Linked DNA regions of Homo sapiens: region 1 is linked to region 2. A link is a contact called in ENCODE Hi-C or POLR2A ChIA-PET data. All regions are on one chromosome and are shown on one strand. Each heading gives the region's core, a stretch centred on a gene start or an enhancer-like site at or near the end of the contact. The rest is flanking DNA. Distances are from core to core; before and after follow the strand shown. Region 1 holds the start of ADGRG7 (adhesion G protein-coupled receptor G7). Region 2 overlaps ABI3BP (ABI family member 3 binding protein).

Region 1 (7,000 bases), core at 2,930-5,429, 290 kb after region 2:
GAACAGCAAGTATCCAGAATTTCGAGTAAAAATATCTAATACCTTGAAATCCAGGAATAATCCACTAAGCCAAGATTCTAGCCCCTTAGTTCAAGAAAGTAACTTTTAAAATGGAATCAACACTTTAAACATCACTGATTCTGATATTAAAATAATCCATGCCCCTCAGCCAATTACATAGCCAAACTGGAATAAATTTATTTTAAAAATCCCTTCCCTTTAATAGACTTTTTTTTTTTTTAATTTAGGGGGTGGTTATGTGAGGAAGCAAGAAGGAAGACTGGTTAAGGAGCAGAAGAAAGATTTACAACACCAGGATTAAGACAAAAGAACACTATAGCTGCCTAAAACCAACTTTCTCTCTCCAGAAAACTCTACTCTGGACTTTTTTTATTTTTTAAACCCCCAAATGCAAATATACTCCAGGAACAGTCACATGAGTTAGATTTATTGAGTTTGCCTCTGAAAGAAGTACTGTAAATGAGTGAAATTAAAGCCAAGTATCTATGGTCAGATTATTTTTTGACAAACAATAAACTCTCATTGACCTTTCATAACAACCTGTATTTTCCACAGTGTAAGAATTATCAGGCCAGGTGCGGTGGCTCACGCCTGTAATCCCAGCACTTTGGGAGGCCGAGGCGGGCAGATCACTTAAGGTCAGGAGTTCAAGACCAGCTTGGTCAGCATGGTGAAACCACATCTCTACTAAAAATACACAAAATAGCCAGGCGTGGTGGTGAGTGCCTGTAGTCCCAGCTACTCGGGAGGCTGAGGCAGGAGAATCGCTTGAACTCAGGAGGCAGAGGTTGCAGTGAGCCGAGATCATGCCACCACAGTCCAGCCTGGAGACAGAATGAGACTCCTTCTCAAAACAAAAATAAAACAACATCAACAAAAATTATCAATGCTATGAAGTCAGACCTTGGGGTTTGGGAATATTTCAACGTCCTGAAATCTCTTGCAGGACTGAAGAACAGGTGTATCCTGTGATAGAGAATGAAGGTTAGAATATCTGGAGATAAGCGGGGATAAAGAAAAAAACAGTCCTGGTGGCAAAGAGCAGGAAATTCTACGAACCAGAAGAGGTGTAGAATATGGTCAAGTAAGGCACTACTCATGTGTTTTGAGGTTCAGATACTCTCCCTTTGGGAGGAGTTAAAGAAAACATTTTCTACCATTATGATTGTGGACATCTGTCTATGATTATATCAGGCTTAGCACAAGTTGGAAAATGCCAATGGGAAGAAATATAATAAAGCTTAATTATGTTTTCATTTTACTTTCATCATCAAGAGTGAAGGGGCCCAAAAGCTATACTGCTTCTTGTGTTTTTCTATGAAGAATGCCCAATGTGAAAAGGCTGGAGTTCTGGCAAAACTGAGATTTTCTCTAAGTTTTTAGCATAGTACCTAGAACATAGTAAGAATTTTTAAAACTATAGGTATTATAATAATTAAATACATAAATAGCATAAATATTGTTGTACATCAGTGTTTACTGCCAAATCAGAGTAACTTCTTACTGAAATTTACTCAGAGCAGAATTTGAAATTTTTTTTTATTTTTCACAATGAGGCCATTACTTTTCCAAGAAAAATAAAAGTGAAAGAGACTTAATTTATATGTTCTTTTAATTTATATATATGTTACTCCAGCCTGGAGTGATTCTTCAAAATAAATTTTGAATGCAATAAAATTAATTTATGCAAAATTTTGTGTGTTTATATATATTTTCCCTACTAAGACATTTATAGCTTTCATCAGTTTCTCAGAGATATGTGTGACCTCTCTCCCCCTTAAAAAAATGTAAAAACAATTTATGTCTATACCTGAATAAAGGAACCCAAGCAAGAATATTCAACAATTACATAGGATGGGATGGGATAGGATAAAAAGAAGTGGAGTAGAGTGGAGTGGAGTGAAGTGAAAAGAAACAGAATTTACCAACTCAAATGCACTCTCAATAAAATGTACAAGGCAAAATAGTAACAGCAAATGGTGCCAGTCTTTCACTCTTTTTCTTTAAATGACAGTGAGAACCCTCTCCTTTTCCATCGGGTTTACCCCAAAGCTAAGAGATGACCCTTATATAAACAGCCAATTGAAATATGCTTCTCAGAACAAGAGAAAAGTTTTTCTTTTTGAGGAGCTGGTATGCCTCTATTGTTAGACATGGGATCTTTATTACTTATTATGCCTCCTTTTGGATCTTAGTACTCAGAAAGTTCGGGAATATATTTTGTATTTATTTTCAGCAACTCCCCCCAAGCCTTGAACTTTCAGGTTTTCTGTCCCCCATCCTGCACTCTTTCTCATGTTGTTTTTGTACTTTGGTCCTTGTTTTTAATGGTTTTGCTATAACTGTGTCCTTTATAAGTCATCATAAATTTCCCTTTAAAAATAGATGTCGCTTACATAAAGGAAAAAAGGAACGGGGGGAAGGAAGGGAGGAAGGAAGGAAGGAAGGAAAGAAGAAAGGAAGGAAGGAAGGAAGGAAGGAAGGAAGGAAGGAAGGAAGGAAGGAAGGAAGGAAAAACAAACAAACAAAACTTTGTGAAGTATGTCCTTTAAATGAGGTCTTATAAATTTGGCAGCCTTAATGGGGTAAAATCCATAGTTCATAATTTTTTAACCTGAATGAAACTATTTTACAACCTTAAACAAACAAAAACACATTTGCTCCAAGTTTAAATTTTACTATTTTTGTTCTGGTAAATTTTCTCATTCTAGTTCTCTAAATACTATCGATACAGTATTCTCTAAATACTGGTTAGGGCGGTGGGGTAGGGGGAGGACAAATCCATCCCCAGCTACCACTCCATCAGCAGCCAGTATGTCAGATCCCTCTGTTGGTCTTCAACACTGGATCTTTGCAGCCATGCTCCATGCTCCTGCTAGCTCCCCAACCTTCTGTCCTCCCCAGTTACCTGCTCAGAGGGCATACTGCCTCTCCTGCTGCCTTTCCCGATCGGCATTATTTACCCTTATTTATTGTTTCATTAGAAGCTTTCTCTGATTTTCACGAAAGGGAGTATGTAGCCCATCCAACATTGAATTCCTTTACGGAGAAGCTCTACAGCCCAAGGGATCCAGCATTAGGATCATTGAAATTTCGCGTTCTGAGTTCCAGCGGGCTTTTCTTTAACATCATTGTTTTACTCACTACTTCCCCTCCCACGTCCTCCTTTTCCAGGCCAGCTCTGGCACACAGCGGGGGACTAACAAATGTTCGTTGAATAATCAGGAAAGTCATTTAAAAATGGTTTTTAAATTTTTGATTAGTTTCCTACATCTGGAAAGTGGGAAATTTGTATGCAAACCATGAGATCATTTCACTTAAACCTTAGTGATGAGTTTCTTTAACTTCTCTCTTAAAATGAAATTCCATTCTGTGTATGTTTGATTGTATGTGTGTTATGCATGTGTGTGTATGTGTTTGATGCATGTGTGTGTCCTTGTTCATAACGATTTACCCTTTCCTGAATTTAGCCAAACAGACCTAAATGTGTGTTACTAATCGTTTTAATTATTACTCTTCTACCAATTCAGTCTGGAGTTAAAAGAGCATAAAGAGGCCAATTCAATTATGTCACTCTTCCCCCTGCCCACTCACACCCACACCTATTCATTTCTATTCAACCATCTGCTAGGCTTAACTGACTTGGTCTTTTATATCCCATAAATGGCACCTTGGTGGAATGCCTCAGACTGGACAAGGTACCTCCCAGTACTTGTGCACCAGGTGGCAGGGACAGAGGTCCCATACCTTCTCTTACTCTGAGTTAAACATAGCAGGACAACATTACCTCTTTGGATCCTGATCACAATCCTCCAGATGCCCAGTCCCAAAATGATGCCAGTCAGTAGTCCACACACGACAGCCACCAGCACCCTAAGGTTCCAGGCACGGCAGGAAGCCATGGTGAAGCCAAACCACAAATCCACTCCTGGGTGAGAAATAACTAGCTTCTTTTCTTCTTGAGCTAAAAAGTTTAATCGGAAACTATTCTAAAACAGAAAAACAAGTCCTCCCCTCAGTGATCTGTCAGATGGATGTCTTTGTATTTTAGGACTTTTGAGGCTAATCCAGTAGGATGCAGTTTGAATCTCCTAATAAAAGGTGCATACTCTGCTTTCAATTTCCTCATCCTTCACTCAAGGAGAACATGAAAAAAGTGATTAGAGTTATGGGAATAGGGAGATAACTCAGGGCAATAAAGAAGAAGGGGAGGGACTAGCCACAAGGGTCAAAGAGTGAATGCCCAGACAAGCCACAGAGTGAAGGAAGGGAACAAAATAGAAGAAACCAAAGAGGAAATCACAAAGGCAGTGGTTGCCAGTAGTCACCTATGGCTCGGCTTCCTGTATTTTTGTCTTGGGAGGGTACAGCAGAGATAGACTGGCAGGTGCTTCAGACCACACAAAACACTCTCTCGGGGAAATGAACTAGGTTGTCAATAAGAGGATAAATGGCAATCACCACACATGGTTTTTAGCGCTTGCATTTCTTTAAGGAGCCTACATTTTGACAGATGCAGTTGGTGAGTGTGCATACTGGCACAGGCTGGGTCTTGACAAGCACTAAAGCCCAGCATGATAACCCACCTGCTATGGGCTGAATTGTGTCCCCTCCAACATTCATATGTTGGAGTCCTAACCTTCGGTACCTCAGAATGAGGCCTCACATGGAGATGTGGTTACTGCAGAGGTGATCGAGTTAAAACGAGTTTGTTAGGGTGGTCACTAATCAATATGGCTGGTGTCCTCATAAGAAGAAGAAATCTGAACACAGACATGAATACAGAAAGATGATCTGAAGAGACAGAGAGAGAAGACGGCCATCTACAAGAGAGAGTCCTCAGAAGGAACTGGCTCTGCTGACACCTTGACTTGACTTCTAGCCACCCAAACTGTAAGACAACAAATTTATGTTGTTTAAGCCACCCAGTTTGTGGTACTTTATTAGAGCAGCCCTGGGAAACTAATACATCATCAGAGTAACTACAAACTGGTGTCTCTCTATAGATGCAGCTCTGACCCTCTCCTGCCCAGGCTCCCATGTTCTCCTTCCCTACCCTCTACCCTTACAGGGAAGAACAGATACATGAACATTCACCTCCTCAATCACAGTTTTGTTTTGGTAGAGAGAACAGATGCTCTGGTCTTCTCTGGACACTCCCTTGCTTCATCAAATCCATATTAAATGCCTTTAATGTGTTTGAATTGGTACAAGACATGAACAGGGTCCTCAAAGAACTCATAATTTCTCAGGGGTGAGATACCTAGATATAGCCACCTATAAGGCAAGTCATAACTGCTAAAATAAAAGATCATCATATTTAATTATTATGGAGTGCAGGTGCTCCTTGACTTACAATAAGATTACATCCCAATAAATCCACCTTAAGTTAAAAAATATCTTAAGTCAAAACGCATTAAATATACACCTAACCTGCTGAACATCCTTGCTTAGGCTAGCCTACCTTAAATGTGCCCAAAACACATACAATAGCATAAAATTGGGCAAAATCATCTATCACAAAGCCTATTTTATAATAAAGTGGCGAATATCCCATGTGATATATTGAATACTGTAGTGAAAGTGAAAAACAGAATGGTTGTATGGGTACCCCAAACATGGTTTCTACTGAATGCATATTGCTTTTGCACCATGGTGAAGTTGAAAAATCAGAAGTGAAAAAAACCATCATAAATTGGAAACCTATGTACTAGCCCGTTACTACCTACATACCAGCCCATTAATTCCTTCAGGAAGTATTCAGCAAGGCTTTACCAAAAAAGGCTTTACACTTAAACTGACCTTTAGTTAACCCCCAAACACTATGGGGGTTTCCAATTCTCTGTGACATTCACTTTATAAATGTTTTGCTATAAACATAAGGCCCTAACTTTACCCCTCCCAAGAATTTCAGAAAAACAAATTGAGGTAGCACAAAATGGAAGAACTTAGAAGTACTGCTGCAGAAGTACAACACAAATGAATGCAAACCCATTACCTCATTTACTGGGAATAGATCTTTAAAAATCTGTTTCTGATATGTCTGCATACACATGCACAGAAAATGTCTGGAAAGGTACATGAAAAAGTTCCTCTTGGGAATCTGAGGAATCTGAGGTAGGAGAGAGTTTTAAAATTTTATATCCCTTTTATAGTTTGAAGTTTTAGCCTTGTGTATTCTTTCTATTATTATAAATAAATATATATAACTTTTTCAATAATAAAACAATGGTTTTCAATAAATAATAAATAAATCTAAGAAAAGGAATTAACACCTATCATATGTGTAGTGTATACCAAGGATGGTGCTTTATACTTTACACATGTTTATCTCATTCACTCTGTGTAAAAGCCCCAGGTAACATAATGTGTTTGCCCTTTGCATGAATGAGGAAATGAGACTGAAACTGGTATTATTCTACACAGGAGCTTTATGGTTAAGTACCTTTGGATGAAGCCAGGTAACACAAAGTTAAACAGTTTTCTCCACTCTAGCATTTCTTAGAGCATTCACAATGTTCATGTCCATTGTGAACTGCTAGAGAAGACATGTATGCAAGTATGTTCTCAATGTTATTTGAACTCAGAATCCTCTTCTCAAGAAGGATCTCTCAGAGACAGGGTTCTTCAACACATGCTTTAGAAACACTGCCCTGTGTGGTCATCTGCAGAATGGTCTTAGTTGAACAGTGTGACTGAAGGAAGGGATCCTGGGTCTCAAGTTTGCCATCTGGTGATGGTGTTTTTCTCTTGTAGGGTTCTGAATCTTTTGAAGGGATTATAGTCTAATGACTAGAAAACTAATTTTGATGGTGATCACACATCCTCTCTTCCACAGTTGGTGGAAGTCCTGGAGTCCTGGGATGCTGTAATGACTGCTGCTTTATAGGGCTTCCATGTCCTTAGCCACATGACAAGGTTTATAAGGCTTGCCATCTATCCAGCTAGAAACTCCAGAAATTCATGGAATTGAAGAAAT
Region 2 (7,530 bases), core at 2,455-4,954:
TGAAATATATTTAAAATGAAAATTATACCAACTTATAAATTGTGACTGTTTAGAAATTGTTCATTAAAAATGACTAGCTATGAAAACAGGCTGAGAAATTACATAAACAGGATACAAATTAGGAAGGGCGTTATAAATATTCCTGTTCCCATGAAAGGGAGTGATTTTAGCTCATACAGGTGAGGCCCACGGTGTCTTGTGCAAGTAGAATTTTTCCTTCCCTGGAGCATCGGGATTGGCTCTCCTTGAGGCATGGGGTAACAGAATGGACATACTCTGATTTTTTAAAATATATATTTGCAGAGAAAAGAACTGATGAAGACAGCGTTTAAAATCTGTGTATAGTATGATTATTTTAAGACTTCTCCCTCACCCTTGCCCATTTGGTTTGGAAAATCTGGATTTAATTTTCATTTTAATGACTTAATAAACTTCTCAGGAAGTGTCAACTTTTCGGATTATTGGGTCCTCTCACTCCCTGGAGCTGCGGTTATGGAGGATGACTCAGGGAATGCTGAATCAGGGTAGGGGTGTGCTGCCTCCAATGCTGGTTCTCAAAGGGTTTTTCTGATAAATAATGTTATTGCTTCCAGATGCAGAGCCGAAATATCTGATAGTTGTGCGACCTGCTCCACCTCCAAGTCAAAAGAAGTCATGTTCAGGTATAGTCCTTTGCATTGAATTCTTTTTCTTTTATGAACTTTGAACCATGACTTTTCATCTCTTTTGGACCCCTGGAGACCAAATGCCTTGAGAAGCTTTAAGAATGTAGAGGAGGTGTCAGCCCTGGGTCCACAGTTTACCCTTTTGGAGAAGTAACACAGCCTGGTGGTAGAGACTGCTTGGGATTTTCTCCTGGTGCCACCACTTGCAAACTGCAGGGAATTACATAAGTTATTGAACCTCTCTACTCCTGGATTCTGCTGCATAATAGGGTTGTCCTTGAGGATTAAATGAGTTAAGGACAGTGCCTGGCCTGTAGTCAGTGCTCATTTGGGGTTAGCTCCTATTAGCCTGTTTCTATTTTACAGTGTGTGAACTCATGCTCACTATTGTGCCTTTCAGATGTTAAGGGCAAAATTTTATGTCTCACCTTTTCTTAAGGAGACTGTTTACATTTTAAAAGGATAATTCATGTATGTGTGTTAAATAGATCAGCATGTAGGTTTTATTTACTCCTTATCTCTCCCTTCTAACCTCTTCAATTCAATAAAGGAAGGATTTCTTCCATAAAATAAAAATAATAGCAACACTCATGTTTCCAGGTCTAGGAAGACTTGCAACAGGAAAGTGGATATATAAATAAGTAAGTAGAAACTTTCTACATAACTAAAGATTAAAATTCTATGTCGTCTAATTTCACTACCAAAACTTCTTCTCAGATCAAATAATATAGCTGACCATTGCTATAAGGAAGAAGCTGTGAATATGCTTTTTCTATCTGATGTTGCATCTTCCTAACTCTATATAGAGTTGATCACAAAATTTTGCTTTTCTTTTTTTTTTTTTTCTTTGAGACGGAGTCTTGCTCTGTGGCCCAGACTGGAGCGCAGTGGTGCAATCTCAGCTCACTGCAAGCTCCGCCTCCCAGGTTCACGCCATTCTCCTGCCTCAGCCTCTCGAGTAGCTGGGACTACAGGCGCCCACCACCAGGCCCGGCTAATTTTTTGTATTTTTTAGTAGAGACGGGGTTTCACCGTGTTAGCCAGGACAGTCTCGACCTCCTGACCTCATGATCCACCCCCACCTCGCTCTCCCAAAGTGCTGGGATTACAGGTGTGAGCCACTGCACCCAGCCTGCTTTTATTTTTCTAATGTGAATGATCTCCAAGTAATTATTGCCAAAGCATGTTCATCTTTTATGGTACACTGGATACCACACGATAAAAGGATCTTTTTGTTTGTTTGCTATATTTTTCTGGAGGAATAAAATGGGAGAAAGAACAGTCAGCTATTCAGTTATACTAAATAGCTTAAATCAGAAATTAGTTGCCACAATTCCCTCCCCTCTTTCTGCTGATTTCCACTTCTTTTAAGAGCAGCATTGAATGGTTAAGCATTTTGAAAAATACTAATTCTTTTTCCTGGCCTCATAGATCATCCCAAAGCAAAAGGGAAATTCCAATCGCTCCTTACAACTTGTTAGTGAGAGTTGTCCAGACAGTTTTCCACACACTTGAAAATAGATGTACTCTCAATATTTCAAGACTGTACTTCAAAAATATTGAGCCACAAACTCAAGAAACATCAGTGTGATTCCATGGAATCTGTTTTCAGATGAATACTCATTGAACTGTTTCTTGATAGAAATATGATCATAGTACAAATATACAAAATTATGTAAGGAATGTCAAGAGAATGATCATGCCTTAGCACTTTATAACTTCATTTTATTTTGAGGATTCTATGACACTAGCCTTAGAAATTATTGTTTACTTTATGACCAGCTCAGGAAATTGCTTCATCTTGCTCAGGATATAACATCCCACCTTTCTTTTTGGATAGCGGATATAATTTTGTTTTTGTTATCTGCATTTAGGAATAATGTAATGACTAAGGGATTAGCTTCCATTCATTCTATATTTGTATCTGCCACATAAATTTTAATTATTTAATTATTTTTATATTAAGATTCAACCTTAGTGAAATAGTTATTTGGTCATACAAATAATTGGGAGACCATTAGTTTCCCTTGGTCATACAAGCCTTAGGTTCCTTACATGAAAAATATGTCTTTCATCTCTAAATGGCATTATTTTTATACATAGAGAGCCAAGACAGTGATATCATAAAAATAAAACTAGATTGTGATTGAGGAGACCCAGGACTTGAGTTTTGACTTTGCTCTTAATGTGACTTTGGACAATCTTGAAACTTCTCTGTGCCTTATTTTTCATCTGCAAAGTGAATGAGATCGTTGCATCACGTTAGTGAAAATCAACTCAGGAATTGAAAAGGGAAGATCACAATCATCCCAGGGCTTGTTCAAACTATAAGTGTTCCCTGCCTTCACTGCAGATTCTAATCTGCCCTCATTGGAGCTCATACATGACAATTTAAATCACCATCATATAAGGCACAATTACAGCTGGGTCTGCAGAAGTTAGAGAAGAATAAACCCGTGTTTCCAACCATGTAAATGATAACTATCTTTGAAACTTATTTCAAACATCTTTAAAAGTCAACTATCCTATAATGAGGCAATTTGCCACCACTAGGTTAGGTGTATTCTGTGCTAAGAAGGGTTCTTGCTTGAATAACAACTTACAGAACTTAAATTTAACAAAAGGAACAAGCTTGACACAATTTTCAAGAGCATTTGATTCAGATGACCACCAATAGGCTCATGCAAGGGGCACTCTCCTACCTACCTTAATAGAGGTGGCAGGCCATTCTGCCATTTGGCTCCCACTTCATTAGACAGCACAAGTTCTTTCTAGAGCAAATACAACATTCATAGTCTCAAGAAATAAAAGAGGGAATTCAACAGCAATACAGAGTATGTATGTTTTATATTCTGTGTAGTTTTATTAGGCTTTCTATCGGATTTTTATCTTATTTACTCTAATTATTTTCAATGAGTCAGCATTGGTTTTCATGGTTGAGGTTCTTCCTGTTTTTCGCTGCCCTACTTCTGCAGTTTCAGATAATTTTGAAAGTGCAAGTGCCTGCTTCTGTGTACTTGAACACAATCTCCAGTGATTTATTAGCATAACTCTTGGCATTATTTAGATCCAGTTGGCACCATCAGAACAACTGTGCTTCCTGTGTTACCCCTACTCTTCCATCATTGTTAAAAAATGTGTTTGCCTTTTCCATTTAGATACTCATTGTAAAATATATACTTACTACAATAACATGAAGAGATTTTACACTTCTAAATAGGTTAAAAAAGATTATAACCTACAATCTAGATAATAAGGTTTATTTTCTTGTCTTAGATGTTATTTCACACTCATTCACAGTCCCGGGAAAAAAATAAACATACTTTCATTTTATCTGTAAAAGAAATTAAGTGTGTGTATGTGTGTTTGTTTATTTCACTCATCACAGCTAAGACCTCCATATCCTTCCCTGACCCACAAGAAAATAAAACTAGGTATAGCTGGATATTGTTAATATGTGTACATGTACAATATACATATACATGTGTATGCATATATGCATATGCACACATGCATAGACACAAATCTGAAAAAGGTATTTGATTCACATTTAAATTCCTGGGCAAAAATTAGTAATAATGTGGACTATAGAAAAGGAAAGGAACTTGATGTTTTCACATTTTGCATCATCTTGCCAAGTCATCTTTAATGCATTTTACCCGAATCATGGCAACTTACTAAATGTCTCCTGAATTATTAACCTCTATGCCACCTCCACAGGTAAAACTCGTTCTCGCAAACCTCTGCAGCTGGTGGTTGGCACTCTGACACCGAGCTCGGTCTTCCTGTCCTGGGGTTTCCTCATCAACCCACACCATGACTGGACATTGCCAAGTCACTGTCCCAATGACAGGTAATATTAGCATTTGCTTTTAATAGCATCTGTACATGCTTTAGAAGAATATGTAAGTATCAGGACTGTTAGCATTGACTTAACACCTCTTAGCTGTACAGCCTGTTCTAGGTGTGAGGGGAACAAAGTCAGGGGCCCTGCCCTTGAGAAGGTTATCTACCTGAATAGAAAACACATACATGTAATTTTTTTCAAAAATCATGAACTATTATACAAGGAAGTATGAGTCAAATAGCAAATGGGTGGTATCAGTAATAAGTGCAATTAGAAACTCAGAAGGCGGGGCCAAAGGCAGTTAGGAAAGACAATTAAAAGTTGGAAAGTTGATTGGAAAAGGATGGATCTTTGATCTCACAATTGAAGCTCTTAAATCATACTTCTCAAAGTGTGGTTCCCAAAGCAAGCAGTATCAGCATGTCTTGAACTTGTCAAAAGGTAAATTCTCAGGTCCCCCTCAGACTCACTGAGTTAGAAACTCTCAAGGTGGGGCCCAGCCATTTGTGTTTTCACAAGCCTTCCAGGTGGTTTTGATGCCCACTGAAGTTTGAGAATCACTGGCTTAGAAAACTGAGGAGAGACACACAGGCAGAGATATAAGCAGAGGAAAAGCAAGTTGGAAATGAAGCTACCATTTTCTTTGGAAGAACAAATGGGAAAAATCTAAGTATATTTTTAAACTACTGCTATTTATCCATCCAACCATTTGATGCATGTATTTAGATGCATTGGATGGATATGTACTAGGCCCTGTGCTACATGCTGAACCATACTTCTAGGTTGGTTATAAAATGATGTTTGCTTATAAATATTTACTATATTAGCTTCAAAACTCAGAAACTTGCATCTAGAAAAGCATTCAAAATTTTCAAGCTTCAATCAAGGCATTTTATTTTTAAAGTTTTCTATTTTAAATACATTCAAAGTGATTTTTACATTTCAGAAGTTTTCTTATTCCTTTTTGAATAAAAAACATTTATTGAGGTATAATTTAAACACAGTAAAATGCATAAATATTAGTGTACAGTTTGAGTTATGACAAATGCCTATAACCATGTATCCAATACCCATCAGGAAACAGAAAAATTTTATCACTCTAGAAAGTACTTTCCTCCAGAAACAACCATTGATTTGATTTCTATCACCATAGATTAGTTTTGCCTACTCTAGAATTCCATATAAATGGAGTCATATAGTATGGGTTTTCTGACTGTCTTCTTTCGCTGAGCATTGAGATTCATTCATGACATTGCGGATATCAATAATTCATTCTTTTTTGTACTCCTGAGTGATAGTCTATTATGTGAATATTCAAAAGTTTATTCTCTTGCTAATGAGCACCTGAATTATGTTGTTTTTTTTTATGTATATGAATACAGACTGTATAAACATTTTCGCATAAAATTTTGGTGGACATTTTAATTTCTCTTAAACATAAGTGGAATTTCTGAGTTATAGGAAGATGTATATTACGTATATTTGATTATTTTTTGCCTAATTTTTCCATCTACATTCCCACAAGCAATGTAGGAGAGCTCTGATTGCTCCACATTCTAAAGCAGCATTTTGTGTTGTCAGCATCTTTCATTTTAGCCATTCTAGTGTAGTAGTTTTTCATTACAGTTTTGATATGTATTTCCCTTACACTAAGGCTATTGCATACTTCTTAATGTGCTTTTTGGCCATGTTTATGTTTTTTGTAGTGTTTTATTTATTTTTATTTGTCCAAATCAAACTAAAATGAAGGAATTTTTAAAGTGTTTATAAGTTCTCAAAATCACCTTTCATCTGACGTTGGGAAATCTAGACTCAAGAAAAAAATCAAATTTCCCTTCATATGCCCATGGTTCTCAAGGGATGAATACTTGGAAAAACATGTAGAAGATATTTCCAAAACCCAATTTTTTGAAAAATAATTTTGAAATGCTTCAAAGAATCTGAAATACTTTTTATTTCACCCACCACTAATCCCATGACTTATTTTGTTTGGAAAATGGACTCAAAAGAACATGCCTCCTTGTGATAATTCCGGTTCCTAATGGATTGGTCTGGGGTACTAATGCTGAGAAAATAAACACTTATGGATTGCTCTTTTTCTTTTTAAAAATTATCTTGATAAAGTTATGGAGAGAGAAAGGGAGAAGAGAGGAAGGAAGAAAGGAAATTTTGTAGTCTTACAGCAAAATGCAACCCAATTTTAAGGGTTACTCAACTTGCTTGATGAATCTGTAGGACTACTTGTTTCAATAGGTTTAGTAACCTGGCAAACTTGTGTAGCATAATTTGGAGTAATTTCTTCCTCCCGCTCTCAAGCCTCTCCTCCAATTTCACTTTGTCCTACTGACACTTCTGTAAAAGAATCTATCTGATGACCGATTCTAATTGATAGATGTTGCCATGGTTTGACAGCACCCGGAGATAATGAATATAGAGAAAGTTAGGACAGATGACCTAATGGAGCTAGGATTCTAACCCAGGCTGTTGACTCTAAGGCCCAAGCTATTCAGACCATGCATGGATCTCACCCTCACCCTCACCCCCTTGCACACGCACCCTGGCTCTACTCTTATCAAATAGATGGAATTAGGCACATCACATCACAATATTCAAAATCGATAATTTCATTTTGAATAAAGTCTTTTGAAAGATACAATAATGACAAGCAAGATATTCTTGACCAAAGTAGGGAACCATTAGGACATGAGTTGAAGGGAAGAATTAAACAGTAATGACTAAAAAGGAGTATTTGGAGTACTAGTAAATTTCATTTCCCCATGCTTCCTTTCTCCCTAATTAGCATAGTTAATAAACCGACATTTAAAGTCTTTGTGATGTTTGAGGAAAAAAATAATAGCCCCGATTTAAAAGCCTGGAAATACTGTACATATTAGAAGCATCCAAATAAATCTGCCAGAACTACAAATTAGTGTAATTAGAAGCAGACTAGACTTGGAGAAATCTACCCTCATATGTTCATGCATAATTTTTTTATAATTTAGACTAATCCAGTAGGTT

The links. A loop is a pair of places that touch in the nucleus more often than their neighbours do. ChIA-PET counts read pairs that join two places held with the same protein, here RNA polymerase II (POLR2A). Pooled maps may share reads with other maps.
Region 1: a map of PC-3 shows a loop between it and region 2 (4-fold over the local background). The contact joins the promoter of ADGRG7 here to the enhancer-like site in region 2. A Hi-C loop is called at or near these places in 1 of 168 maps with a recorded cell type or tissue (PC-3), 1 of 37 single-sample maps with no recorded cell type and 4 of 50 pooled maps. POLR2A ChIA-PET finds 5 or more read pairs at or near these places in 1 of 52 experiments (A549).

Annotation. Positions count from the first base shown.
Region 1 is chr3:100,606,780-100,613,779 of GRCh38, reverse strand. It overlaps ADGRG7 (adhesion G protein-coupled receptor G7), which reads right to left and starts at 4,179. Exons shown (of 16, transcript NM_032787.3): 1 at 3,809-4,179. The coding sequence starts at 3,923.
Region 2 is chr3:100,895,750-100,903,279 of GRCh38, reverse strand. ABI3BP (ABI family member 3 binding protein) reads left to right here. Exons shown (of 68, transcript NM_001375547.2): 3 at 594-662; 4 at 4,386-4,518. Among named protein-coding and RNA genes, the nearest start is that of ABI3BP, 94 kb to the left of the region's middle. Within about 2 kb of position 3,704, at least 3 of the 41 ENCODE cell types and tissues checked have a DNase peak (open chromatin) inside an H3K27ac peak, as active enhancers do; they include PC-3, where a contact is called at or near this core.